2 separate regions of the Homo sapiens genome follow, and region 2 is linked to region 1. A link is an interaction called in ENCODE POLR2A ChIA-PET data of the cell type or tissue named here. Cell type or tissue: K562. All regions are shown on one strand. Links, peaks and the distances in the headings refer to the core of each region. The heading gives the core; the rest is flanking DNA. Region 1 overlaps NACA (nascent polypeptide associated complex subunit alpha). Region 2 overlaps TIMELESS (timeless circadian regulator).

Region 1 (2,910 bases), core at 109-2,608:
GAGAAAGAGGTATCTCTGGAGAAGAGGATGTACTTTGGAAAGAAGGGGAATTTTTAGGGGCTGCCTGGACTAACGGTAATACAGTAGGGTCTTTCTTGGTGGTGAGTCCTGCTTGGGCTGGAGAGAAAGGGGCTCCTTCAAGAGAGGCAGGTACAGTTTGGAGGTCTTTTTGTGTTGGAAATTTAACCAATACTGAACTGGGGAGATTTTTGAGGTCTTCAGGGTCTGGCAGAGGAGGAGAGACTGGTATCCTCAGAGTGGTTGCTACTTGAGTAGAAGGCTCTTTGGGAGCCACAGGTGCCATAACCAAGGCAGCAGGGGAAGTTGGTTCTATGTTACTTATGGGACCTGATGACATTGGAGGAGAAACACAAGTAGCTACCTCAAAGGTAGTAGTAGGTGCTGCAGCAATTGTACAGGGGTTAGTCACCACAAGTGGGGTGGTTCCAACAGAAGAAACGGGCATTTGGGCCACTAAAGGATAATGATAAGTGGCATTAGGAGAGCTTTTGAGAATGAGAGAGGTTGTAGGAGATAATGAAAAAGAGGTAGCTACATTTAAGGAGCCAGAAGGGCTGCAGGTTATGCTAGAGATGGTAGAGGGACCTTTGTCAACAGATGGAGCCACCACTGGAAAGGCAGCCACAGTAGCAGGAACTACCTCATTTCTGGAAGGAAGGGGAGGAATTACAGATCTCTGAGAAGGATAAGAGGCCCCTGTGGAAGAATGATCTACAGAAATGGTCTTCACTGTAGGGTCTGACAAAGCACTAGGACCTGTTTGACCTAAAAGTTGGACAGAACCAAAAGAACTCTGATGTAAAGGTGCAAGATGAGAGCCCAGAGAAATGGGAAAATCTGGGGGGGTGTTGGGACCCGCAGTCTTTTGAGAAGAGGTCACCACAGGAAGAGACTGAGTTGAAAGAGATAAGGCAGCAGGTGGACTAACAGGCCCCTTCAGGCTGAGGCTTCCTGGGTTTTGTGGAGAAATCAGAACTGAGGAAATGGTGGTATCTTTGACTTGAGGGGAAGCGATGGCTAGGGTAGTTGTGGGTGTTGTCTGAGGAAGGGAGGCCACTCCAGATTGAATAGAGGCCATGGGAGTCACACAGTGGTAAGGAACAGTACTGACTATACATGGAGGGCTGGGGGTGCCTTTTGGATTAGGGACTACCTCAGAGGGAACTTTATTAAGATTAGTCTTTGGTTCTGAGGGAGCAATGGGAGCTGACAGAGTTATCACTGACCCTGACTCAGCTACAGCCACTGAAGGAGGTGAAGTAAGAAGGTTAGGTGGAAAAGCAGAACTCTTCTGAACTGAGTGGGGAGCCAGGGCAACCAGAGCTAAGGGAGCTGAAGAGGAAGGGGTCCCTTTCAGAGTTGGAGCTATCATGGGAGAGGCTAGAGCTAAGGCAGCTGGGGAGATGGGAGGCCCTATTAGGTTTGGTAGGAAGGTTGGGGCTTCAGGGGCAGTTCCCAAAGGTAGGGCTGTTCCAGAGGATGACTGGGGAAAAGGAACTTCTAAAGGGGTCGAGGCAATAGTAGAGGGGGAAGGGAATGGGGAAGCCTGGTTAGCAGCTGAGAGAGGGCACTGTTGTGGGGCAGGAGAGCAAGGAGGGGGGAGGGTAGGTCCAGGCTGCCCTAAGGCAGCAGTGACACTCAAGGCTGAAGACATAGGTAGCACAGCTGGAGAAAGGCAAAAGGAGATAAAGAAAGGGGGAGGGGGAGGAGAAAAAAGGTGAGTTATGCAGCCCAACTTGGTACAACATGCCTCCTAGGAAACACTGGAGTTTAAAATCTGACAGTCTAAGTCACCACGCAGGATTAGATAAAGGTGACAGGCAACAACAACCTTCCCCAAACATTTTTCAGTGGTCAAGTGAGAAGACATTCCCCTCCTAATTTCTCACACTTCCCCAAGTTCTACCAAAGTAAACCAACTATTTTAGGGTGAGGAGAACAGTCTAAGAGCAGCCTATCTCTAAATGGGGAGCACAGACTCTTGGTAGGTTGAGAACAACATGCTTTCTATCCTTTCCCAGTTGTGCCCTCCCCTTACTTCTTGAAATGGACTGTATTCCCAAGTCTTTCTCACAGCCAACAGAATTCCCACGAGAAGAACAGCTGTGCTACTCTGTCCACCCAAATATCATGAACAGAAAAGATACTGAAAACTGGAACAAAGAAGTTAGTGAGCAGTGACGATGATGGGGAATCTGAACTGAATAAGAAAACACAGGCTTTTATACTTTCAGGCTTCCACTAGGCTAGGAAACATCTGACTCTGTTAGAATAGTTTTGGGAAGGAGGTGCACAGCACAATTCAGTTCTTCCTAAAGTTGAAACACTTCAGAATTTAATATCAAGTATTAAAGTCACTTAGCTTCTTTATACCTTACCAGTTTACTTACTCACAAAACCCAAACAAGAAAACCAACCACAAAAGGACTGTAATAGTCTCTATAAACCTTCCTAGGTGATGTTAATTCTTCAGACATCAATCCAAGATGAATTAGACATGAATTAGACCTCCAGGCAGAGAGCTTACTCACAAGGGTAGGGACTGTATTATGAAACTGTAACCTAACTTGTTAAACCAGATTGTGGTGCTATTTTGGAAGAAGAGAATTGGAGAGCCTGTAACAGTGGCTCATGCCTGTAATCCCAGCACTTCGGGATGCCTGGGAGGGCGGATCACGAGGTCAGGAGTTCCAGACCGACCTGACCAACATGGTGAAACCCCGTCTCTACTAAAAATACAAAAATTAGCTGGGCGTGGTGGTGTACACCTGTAATACCAGCTACTCAGGAGGCAGAGGCAGGAGAATGGCTTGAACCCAGGAGGTGGAGGTTGCAGTGAGCCAAGATCGCGCTACTGCATGCACTCCAGCCTGGGTGACAGGGTGAGAC
Region 2 (2,910 bases), core at 163-2,662, 280 kb before region 1:
GACATGGCTCTCTCCAGGCTCCTCAGAAAGGAATTTAGAACACCGAACAGTGGTCAGAATTCAGTAAGAATACATTATCCTTATTTTTCTCATTTCACTTCAGACGGATGGAAATGTCATCATATATTAGTGTTCTTCTAGCATTTAGAAATCATTGATTTATATAGTAAAAATCATAAACCAGTCCAACAAAAGGAAAGCTCCATGCTGTAGGGCTTCATTTTGTTTTGCTCATTGCTGCATTCTCCAGTGCCTAGAATAGAGCTTGGCATATAGCGAGCATGCAATTTTTTTTTTTTTTTTGAGACAGAGTCTCACGCTCTGTTGCCCAGGCTGGAGTGTAGTGGCGTGATCTCGGCTCACTGCAACCTGTGCCTCCCAGGTTTAAGTGATTCTTTGCCTCAGCCTCCCAAGTAGCTTGAATTACAGGCGCACGCCACCATACCAGGCTAACTTTGTATTTTTAGTAGAGACGGGGTTTTACCATATTGGCCAGATGTGTCTTGAACTCCTGACCTCAGGTGATCCACACACCTCGGCCTCCCAAAGTGCTGGGATTACATGCTTGAGCCACTGCGCCCAGCCAAGCATGCAATAAATATTTGCCGAATTTTGAATCAACAGATTATCCTGGGTCATACCCTTTGAAACAGTAAACTGATTTCAGAAAATATAACTGAAGAAAATAATTCATAAAAGAAAGGAAATCATTTGTACAAAACCAAAAATAGTAATACCTTTTCCTAGTACACTCAAGTTTGCAAAATGATTTTATAGCTTTTTTTTTTTTGAGACAGGGTCTCACTCAGGCACCCAGGCTGGCACCCAGGAGTGCAGTGGTACAATCACGGCTCACTGTAACTGAGGAAGCAGAATACAGAAAATGAGGCAGGATAATAGTAAAGGGAATTTAAAGTTGGATAAAGGGCAGAATGAGTAAGAACATGAGAGCAGAAGCAAGGTGAAGGGGTAGGTGAGCAAGAAGCAAGATAAAAGGCAGAAGTTAAGCAGGCCAAAACAAAAAGTAAGCTAAGAGAAGCAAGCAAGGACCCCATGGCCCGCAGGATCAAGACCAAACCAGCAAGGGGCAGCTCTTCAGGGCAAGTCATATGCATCAAAGAGAAAAAGTGTCCTTATGATGACCCCGTATGATAATCAACTCATCAACGCTCATGCACATGGACTGCATATCATGCATGTACTTAAAATTATGGGATGGAGGCAGCAGGCAAGCACTAAGCAACACACCCATCAATCAAAAAGGCAGACACTGACTAGAGATTAGGCAGCCAAAAAAACACATAAAAAGACCCAAACTACACCAAACTAATGCTGATCTCATTTTGCAGAGGTCAGTCTGCTCTCTCGCTCCGAGAGTGTTAATACTGGGCTTGATAAACATTTTTTTTTTTTTCTGAGATGGAGTTTCGCTCTGTCACCCAGCCTGGGGTGCAGTGGCACGATCTTGGCTCACTGCAACCTCTGCCTCCCTCCCGGGTTCAAGCGATTCTCCTGCCTCAGCGTCCCAAGTAGCTGGGATTACAGGCATGCACCACAACACCCAGCTAATTTTGTATTTTTAGTAGAAACGAGGTTTCTCCATGTTGGTCAGGCTGGTCACAAACTCCCGACCTCTGGTGATCTGCCCGTCTTGGCCTCACAAAGTGCAGGGATTACAGGCGTGAGCCACCGTGCCTGGCTTGCCCAGCTAATTTTTTGGTATTTCTGGTAGAGACAGGGTTTCACCATGTTGCCCAGGCTGCTCTGGAACTCCTGACTTCAAGTGATCCTCCTGCCTCCTAATTATGCTAACTCAAATTTGAAAGTCTATATTTAAAAAGGGCACAGCCAGGTTCAGTGGCTCACGCCTGAAATCCCAGTACTTTGGGAGGCCAAGGCGGGAGGATCACTTGAGCCCAGGAGTTTAAGACCAGTTTGGGCAATATAGTGAGACCTCGTCTCTACAAAAAATTTAAAAAATGAAATTATCCGAGTGTGGTGGTGTGTGCTTGTGGTCCTAGCTACTAGAGAAGCTGAGGTGGGAGAATTACTTGAGCCTGGGAGGTGGAGGCTGCAATGGGCTGATATTGCGCCACCGCACTCCAGCCTAGATGACAGAGCAAAGCTCTGTCTCAAAAAAAAAAAAAAAAAAAAAAAAAAAAGGAATGGAATACTGACTGATACATGCCATGAAGTAGATGAAACTTGAAAACATGTTCAGTGAAAGAAGCCAAACACAGCCGGGTGCAGTGGCTCACACCTGTAATCCCAGCACTTTTGGAGGCCAAGGTGGGCAGATCACCCTGAGGTCAGGAGTTGAGACCAGCCTGGCCAACATGGTGAAACCCTGTCTCTACTAAAAATACAAAAAAATTAGCTGGGCATGGTGGCGGGCGCCTGTAATCCCAGCTACTCGGGAGGCTGAGGCAGGAGAATCGCTTGAGCCCTGGAGGTGGAGGTAGCAGTGAGCCCAAATCGTGCCACTGCACTCCAGCTTGGGCACCAAGAGTGAAAACTCCTTCTCAAAAAAAAAAAAAAAAAAAAAAAAAAAAAGAAGCCAAACACAAAAGGTCATATATTGTATGATGGAATTTATATGAAATGTCCAGAATAGGCAAATGCAATAGGCTGATATGGGCACAGTGGCTCACGCCTGTAATCCCAGCACTTTAGGAGGCTGAGGTGGGCAGAAATGGTTGTACAACTCTCTGAATATACTAAAAATCACAGAATTGTACAGGGGTTTTCTTTTTTTTTTTTTTTCTTTTGAGACAGGGTCTCACTCTGTTGACCAGCCCAGGTTGGAGTACAGATCAATCATGACTCGCTATAGCCTCAACTCCTTGGCCCAAGCAATCCTCCCACCTCAGCCTCCCAAGCAGCTGGGACCACAGGCATTCAATACCACAT

The links. ChIA-PET counts read pairs that join two places held together with the same protein. Peaks named below come from ENCODE experiments on the same cell type or tissue, not always from the same donor. Only the 100,000 strongest peaks of a DNase experiment are listed, where the experiment ranks them.
Region 2: POLR2A ChIA-PET joins it to region 1 with 6 read pairs; 1 of 35 experiments calls an interaction of 5 or more read pairs at or near these places.

Annotation. Positions count from the first base shown.
Region 1 is chr12:56,719,774-56,722,683 of GRCh38, forward strand. NACA (nascent polypeptide associated complex subunit alpha) reads right to left here. Exons shown (of 9, transcript NM_001365896.1): 3 at 1-1,686. Among named protein-coding and RNA genes, the nearest start is that of NACA, 4.1 kb to the right of the region's middle. RefSeq lists an enhancer at 1,043-1,162. In K562, for the core only: no CTCF peak of the experiment used is centred there; a DNase peak (open chromatin) is centred at 1,668; H3K4me3 peaks cover 791 bases.
Region 2 is chr12:56,436,644-56,439,553 of GRCh38, forward strand. All of the region lies in intron 1 of TIMELESS (timeless circadian regulator), which reads right to left. Among named protein-coding and RNA genes, the nearest start is that of TIMELESS, 11 kb to the right of the region's middle. In K562, for the core only: a CTCF peak has its summit at 1,098; DNase peaks (open chromatin) are centred at 1,188 and 2,155; H3K4me3 peaks cover 691 bases.